Linked DNA regions of Homo sapiens: region 2 is linked to region 1. Evidence: read pairs that join two places in POLR2A ChIA-PET (ENCODE). Cell type or tissue: PC-9. All regions are shown on one strand. Region 1 overlaps RASSF8 (Ras association domain family member 8). Region 2 has its middle 35 kb from the start of MIR4302.

The links. Peaks named below come from ENCODE experiments on the same cell type or tissue, not always from the same donor. Only the 100,000 strongest peaks of a DNase experiment are listed, where the experiment ranks them.
Region 2: POLR2A ChIA-PET joins it to region 1 with 5 read pairs; 2 of 35 experiments call an interaction of 5 or more read pairs at or near these places.

Annotation. Positions count from the first base shown.
Region 1 is chr12:26,060,908-26,064,907 of GRCh38, reverse strand. It overlaps RASSF8 (Ras association domain family member 8), which reads right to left. Exons shown (of 6, transcript NM_001394098.1): 4 at 1-410. Among named protein-coding and RNA genes, the nearest start is that of BHLHE41, 62 kb to the left of the region's middle. In PC-9, no CTCF peak of the experiment used is centred here; a DNase peak (open chromatin) is centred at 2,147.
Region 2 is chr12:25,837,481-25,841,480 of GRCh38, reverse strand. No RefSeq gene overlaps it. Among named protein-coding and RNA genes, the nearest start is that of MIR4302, 35 kb to the left of the region's middle. In PC-9, no CTCF peak of the experiment used is centred here; no DNase peak of the experiment used is centred here.

The sequences.
Region 1 (4,000 bases):
ACGGATTAGCTTCTTCAACTCATCTGCTGTTGTTTTGCAGTTATTCAGCACCTTTTGCTTAAACTCAGTTTCTTTACCTTTTCCAAAAATGTCCATTAATCCTTTGGCACCTCCTGTAAATGTCAGTGATTTCCTTTTCGGTTCCCTCCTTTTGATTGATTTGTCAATCTGAGGCCTCAGTTTAGCTAAGGGGGGCAGACTCTGCCTGTATAAAGTTCTTTCAGGAATTCGAGCCACACTGTCTGAAGTGGGTCGCTCACTGAGAGACGGCCCAGTTCGTCGTAGAATGAGCTGCACATCACTAGCATACTGCCCCCATTTGTTTAAGGATATGATAGGATTTTCATGAGGTGCTAAGTGTCTTTCAGTATCTCTCCATTTCTCTATAAGGGTGTACCTTCCAGTTCGACCTATGTAAAAAAGGTAAGAATAACTTGTCAAAATGGGATATGTAATAGTTAAAAAATGGAGTAAGAATGCCATTTGATGATTGTGTATTTTCGATTAGCATCAGAGGGTCAAGTTTGAGTCTAGTTCAGGTTCCTTTAAAACCTTTACTTGAAGATACCAAACCCCTCACGACATGTAACAACATAAAATCAGAAGATGTGTATTGCACATACTCTTTAGGCTTGCTTAGAAATTCAACTTTATACTTTAAACCTTGGTGGGACTCTTATACTCTTGCCAAATACCTGGCTGCCTAGAACTTCTCATTTGGGGCAAGACTGAACAAAGTTTATTTTCTAGCTGAAACAAAGGACAACAGAATCGCCATGTGAAACATGAGGGGCTGGTCCAGGAACTAGGTGGAACTTCAAAACTCAAATACATTTCCACTGTGGAAATCCCTCGGCTTTTTTCCACATCAGAACTTGGGAGGGCTGGAGGCCCCACTTCTCCTCCTGAAAGGAGACATGGGGACCAGTGGAGAACTGTGACTCAGCCACAGGAGGTGCCCAGGTCTCCTCTCCATCTCCACCTGAGTGCTCCACCAACCCATCGCTCACACAGCTGACATCTTCCTGGACACCCATGACAAACAAAAAACCAGCTCAATGAAAAAAACTCTTCAAAACAAATTCATATAAAAAGAGGGGCCTGAAGAGAAGACTTGTTCAGTTTTGGTAATATGATAGTATCAGAGATTCTTCTTCTAAAAAAAAAAAAAAAACTCAAAGCAAAATATTGTTAAAAACAAACCAGCAGGCTGGGTGCAGTGGCTCACACCTGTAATCCCAGTATTTTGGGAGGCAAAGGTGGGCAGACTTCTTGAGCCCAGGAGTTTGAGACCAGCCTGGGCAACATGGCAGAACCCTGTCTCTACAAATAAAATATGAAAAAGTTAGCCGGGAATGGTGCTGTGCACCGTAGTCCTAGCTACTTGAGAGGCTGAAATAGGAGAATCGCCTGATCCTGGGAGATCAAGGCTGCAGTGAGCTGTATTGTGTCACTGCACTCCAGCCTGGGTGACAGAGTAAGACTCTGTCTCAAAAAAAAAACAAAACAAACAAACACCAGAATACAATCACATATACATTGAAAAATATACTGAATCTAATCATTATGAAAGTAAGATAAAGTTTCAGAAGAATATGATTGTAATGCCATAAGCTTGAACATGCTTTTTAAATATTTTCATTTGAGTGGGTCAGATAGATTATTTAAATTTTGTGAAAAGTGTACATAAATAATTACAAAGAAAAAAAACCAACGCTGCCATCCAGCAATTATACTTGTATAAACAGCTATTGATTGATTTACCTTCCTGGCTTTCTTTTTTAAATTTCATGAGCTTCTGAGCCAATAGTAGTATTTTTGCAATTACTGCATCAATAAATGGAAATCTAGATGTGTAAATATCAACACCCATGTATGTAATTCATGAGGAGCACATTAAAAAATGATTTTGCTATAAGCATATGAGTGTGTTCTCCTTTAGGGAAACCTGAATTTGGGGTATAGCTGGAAGTTGGGGTTTTGGAGGCAAACAATCCTACGTGAGTTACTTACTAGATAAGCAGCACAACTTCCCTTCTAAAACGCTTCGCAGATTCTGAGGGTTAGCACCTACCACACTGCCTGGCCCACAGCAGGCATTCAACACGTGGTAGCTAGTAAGACATTTTTCCTATAACAAAAGGGCTGACCACAGAATTCCTTTAAATAGTGATGTGTCATCACAATGATCTTTTATTTATTTATTTATTTTTTCCCCTCCCTTGCCCAACAATCTGACTTTTAAAAAGCAACTTCCAACTATGTAAACTAGACAGAGATGGGACAAAGGTTCTGGAGTAGAAAGGTCTGGGTTCAAATGTGGCTCTGCCTCCTACTGTGCTTACCTACATGATCTGAACAATTAAATTTCCTTTAGCCTCAGTCTCCTCATCTGTGGGATAAGAGTAGTATTGCCTTATCTGACAAGGTGGTTCTGAGACTCAAGTGAGAATGTAAAATATAAATATGTTTGTGAAATTGAAAAGTGCTAGATAATATTAGTTACATTTATCAAAATGCCCAGGCTAATAAGGGGGATGAAAAAGAAAACCTTAGCACAATAGATTAGCTTCTTGAAATAAAAAATGTTTCCAATGATTTTCAGGTTAAAAATTACTCTAATTGCTCCCAAAGAAAAACCACATGACACATCTGCAATGTTAAAACTGTCCCATGTGTACAAACTGCTTCAAAGGTCATAGCACTATGCCTATCAACTGCTTTTAGGAATCTTACTCTTCTCTGAACCTCTGTGTCCTCCTTCGGTAACAGGAGGGGTTAGATAAACCGGTAGAGTTCTTTCCAATTCTATCAGCCCAATGAAGTATCTTTAGAAGGAAAACCGAATCATCACATTATATGAACTAAACAAAATATTTTAAAGACCCTAATTTATTCATAATTAAAAATAAAACTAATTTTCCAGTGCTTACTGGTACTGCTACCCTCTGAGAATGTCTTGGAAGGTTATTTAGAATTGCTTTTACTGCCAGTATTGGCTTTTGTTAAATAATGCACATTTAGTACCACTGGGTCAAAAAATTCCATCCAGCAATATAAAAAAGCTTTTTTTAAAAAAGGCAAATGAATTAATAGATTTGATTTTATTATATAAATTGGGTTTTAAATATTTTATATAGGAATTAAATTCCACAATCGCTGTTTTTAATATCCATAACTTGGCAGCACTCTACAGATTCTATTTCCTTCATTTACACAGATTCTGATTCCTCCTGCAAAACTCCTTTTAGCGTATTTGACCACATGGATACATTCAGTTAAACCTTCTGTACTATTTTGATGTAATCTTAAAATGAATAAAAAGGAATATCTATCTGTCTGTCTGTCTATCTATGGCATTTGTAGTTTAAGCTGTTTTTGCATTGTAGGACTGTGTGACACTATCAAATAATTTCGATCCAATTTAGTGGGGTAAAAAATATTAATTATACTTTTAAATATTGAAGCAACTGAGACTAATCCCAAGAATCATTAAATTTATATACTGAAGAAACTTACATACAGATTTTAATGCATTAATGAGATCTTATTGAATGACTGATTGACATAAATTAAAAGAAAACAGGATAACAGCTTACTTTCACTTAAGAAAGCAGAATACACAACTATAAAGTAACATAACATTTTGAAAATACACACCAAAACTCAAACAAGGGTCACTCAGAAATTTATGCCCTGAATTCAACCATTTTTTAATACTCCAACAATTTTTATAATTTTAGGAAATTTCTCCTTACAGTCATAAATCAAAATCATGATTTAAAAGTTACATCTTGCTATTTAGTTAACAAATGTATATTGAACACCACATATGTGTCAGAAACAGTGCCAGGCTCTAGAGAAATAGATTCTACTAAACATCTTCATCACCAACCCTCTGGAGTCTTCATTTTAACTGACATTTGATATTTTCTTCAGTACCAAATCCTCCACACCCCAAAGATGAATATTGGACATTATTCAAAAGAACATGACAAAG
Region 2 (4,000 bases), 220 kb after region 1:
TTTTACTTAATTTCAAATCTGCATTTTCAGTCAGTTTTTTGGCTGATAGCCATTGGTTAGGACCTTTATAAAAATATTGAATAATAGCTGTGAATAGGCAGATTTTTTTTCTGAATTTTAATCAAAATACTTCGAATGTCTCACCATATGTGTGACATTTCTTGTTGGTTACTGATACATTCTTTTTGTCAAAGTAACAGACACAGCTAGTGGGCTAACCTAACAGCCGTTCTGTGGCCTCCCACTGTAGATGATGGAAAGCTAGCTACTTACTTCCTCCATTAAAGGGTGGTCTACCCACGTCTTATGGGGGAGAGAGATTGTGAATCCTCTTAAGGGATAGGTATCAGAGCATGTGTGAGTGGAGACCTCATTGGCATTCTTCGTTCCCAACTTCCAGTCTTGATGCCTAGAGCTATGGCAATCCTTCTGATTGTAAGCAACCAATGTGTGAGAGTGAAGAGCAGACAGCTAAGCATGGTGAGAACACAACGCTAGAATGAGCCTCAGTCTTGGGTTATATTTTTGGCTCTCTGACCCAGTTCTGAGACTGTCTGCTTCCGAAATTCTTGTAAAATAAACACAAAATGTTTTTACAGCTTAAACCACTACTACTCATAGTTTTCTGTTTCTTTCCACCAGAAACTTTTTTTTTTTTCTTTTTTGGAGACAAGGTCTTGCTCCATTGCCAAGGCTGGAATGCAGTGGTGTAGCGGCGTGATCACGGCTCACTGCAGCCTCCATCTCCCAGGCTCAAGCAATCCTCCCACCTCAACCTCCTGAGTAGCTAGGACTACAGGCGCACACCGCAACCACAGCTGGCTATTTTTTTTTTTTTATTTTTAGTAGAGATGGAGTTTCACCATGTTGCCTATACTGGTCTCAAACTCCTGAGCTCAAGCGATCCTCCTCCTTGGTCTCCCAAAGTGCTGGGATTACAGTCATGAGCCACCAGAAACCTTCTTAACTGGTACAAGTTAAGAACACTTTTTTTTTCTATTCCTAGCTTTATAAGTATTTTTAAAACTAGAAATGAGTGTTATAATCAATCAAATGTCTTTCTGAAAATGACATTCAAATAACAGCAAATACTTAAATTGTGCCTAATATATGAAAGGCACTGTTCTAAAAATTTTTCATTTATGAACTAATGTAATCTTTACAGCAACTCTACAGGGTACATATTATTCTTTTCCATATTTTACAGATGAGGAAACTAAGACACAGAGAGGTTAGTTCAATTGCCCTAGTAAGTGACAAAGCCAGGATTTGGACCCAAACAGTTTGGTTCTAGAATCCTGGATCTTGCTGTATCTCTAGTATTGAAAATGACCCATGGACCACAATATGTATTTCTCAGTTCCATCATAATTTTATTTTTAGTTGTCTTTATTATTTGGTCAAATTAATGGCAAGTGAATATGAATTAGGTATTTTTTACTGTAAAAAGAGAGCACTAGTGAAATTCATTTGATCAAGCTTCATAGCAAACCTTGGCTATTCTTACTCAATTAATTTTCTTAGTTTGACTTCACAAATTCATTTCTTAGCCTTCTTTTTTTCTTTCTGAGACTCAAAAGAACAATATCCCTTTTTTATTCCTACTAAAGCTAGAATTGTAATGGATGAATCAAGGTAATTTTTCCCATTTCTTTGACTTGTCTTGATTTTGGCCACATTTTCTGCTTTTTCCTCCCTTCCTTCTTTGATGAAGGACAGTGATGCTTTTGTTCTATCGTCTAAGAAAGTAGCATAGAAGCAAACAAAAAAGAAAATGAGAACTTACTACTCCCACCCACTCCTGGGTTTTTATGCGTCATCTTGTTTGTCCTATGCAGTAGTGCATGACTCAACAAATATGGACAAGGTCTGAAAATTCTGTTGGCACTTCATAAATAATAAATGGTAATAACAGAGCAACCTGGCAAAAGCAGTTATATAAGCAAGATGTAAACCTAGATTATATACAATTCATGGTATAATGGGAATTACTTTTCAGCTTTCTAGAGGTTGGCAATAGAAAATCAAGTTGATACTTTATAATCTTTCAAGGCTCTTGTTCTATTTTTCTTCTTTCATATTCTTTAGGTATTGATTGGCATCTGGCAATGCCTTTGGAAATACAATGAATTCAAAATAACTAAACAGGAGTTTGTGCAAAAAATAATTGTTAGTGGCCTGACTACAGTCTATCAATGTAGGCTTGTTCTATTTACTACCACCTGGGAAGACATGGAATTTCTGTGTGTATATACAAATATAGTGATATTTAATTCATAGATTTATCATAACCATCATCATCATCACTACATTTATCATTATCAAAGTGATAATGGTAATATCACAAATTACCATAGTCATAATTTTCATGATTATGTGAGGTTTTTGCATATCCACCATTTGTTATAATTCATTTTCTAGTGATTAAAAAAATCATTGCTAGGTGTGTAATTAAATGTCAGTGAATCTATATAATTAATCTGTATTTTGTAATAAACACTACAATCTCAACCTCACATAAATCCATGAATTAAGAACTGTATCTTTGGCAAATATATATGAGAAAAGGTGCACAAATATTTTCTATAATGTAAATATGAAGTTTATTTAAGCAATACCAGTCAGAAGGGCAGAAAAATAAAAATGATGCAGGCAGAAGGATTGATAGCATTCACAGGGACAGAGGCAGGAGTATTTATAATGTTCACCGTCACAGAAGAAAATACAGAGTAAGATGGACCATGAAAATGAAAACATCAGAATAGAGTGAGGAGAAATTCAATAAAGACAAGAAGATTTAGAGACTTGAAAGGGAGGCTTGGAACTATTTATCGCTTTGCTATAGAAAGCAGTGGAACCAAATAAAGAATAAAATAAAAAATAAGGAGGTTGGAGAAGGAGATATTCTAGGGAATTTAGATAAGGAATTTGAGTCTGTTGGGAATGGGAGTGTTTGGAAATATACATACATCTCCTCTCCGTTCAATTTCACGCTTGCGGGAGCACAGATGGGAAACTAAAAAGAAAAAGAAAGGCAAGACCTTTAGTGGGGTTTCTCAGGGTGTTACCTCATGAGTATTGTTCTCGAAGGAAGATTGCTTTCTATGCTCTTTAGCTTTTATTTTACTTTACTCCATAATGGAATTTAGATAAATTCCCTGTGTAACATCTTCATAGACACAAGTTTTAGAAAAGCCCACTATTTCCCTTTCTCTATAGCATAGCTTTGTGGTGGACTATTGTCATGCACAGCCTTCTGTGTGAGGACGTCTTAACTCAACTCCTAAGAAGTCCTGGGCTTAAATCCTTCTTCTTCAAGCTACTAGCAGTGTCACTGAGAAGTCCTATAGGCTTCAGTTTCTTTACCTGTAAAATTGGGAAAACAACTGTACTTAACGCATAGGTTGTTGTGAGATATCAGATAAGCATAATGCATGGAACAGTGAATGTTCAACAGCTGATGTTATTTCTTTAATATGAACAATCTTATAACCATCAATATAGTCTTTACCTACCTGTTATTAATACTTTGCTTAATGGCTTAGCATTGTACTGATGGAAAGCTCGCTCTGCCTAAACAAGCGTCAAATTTATTCTGGGCATGATGGGGACTTTCACCTGATTTTGTTGGTTTACAAAGATAAAGAAATTTAGTGCCTATTTGTGATAATGTAAAAATTACTATGTATCAGAGAAAAAGGCATATCAAAGAAACCTATTTTTTAGAAATGCATAGAAACCAATCAATGTGACCTTGAGACTTTAGCAAGATGAAGTTTGAGACATCATGTGGTCATGAAGATGGAGGATGCAGTGAGGCAGGGCAGGCTAGGGTGGTGAATATACCTCTGGGACTCTTCTTGGCCTAACTTGATCCTGCTCTAATTGAAAACAGGAGCATAATCAAGAAAATGGCTCTTGTGATTTAAAAAAATAATGACTTTTACTATGTATATATTAATATACATATATGACCATATATTTACATAAATATTAAATA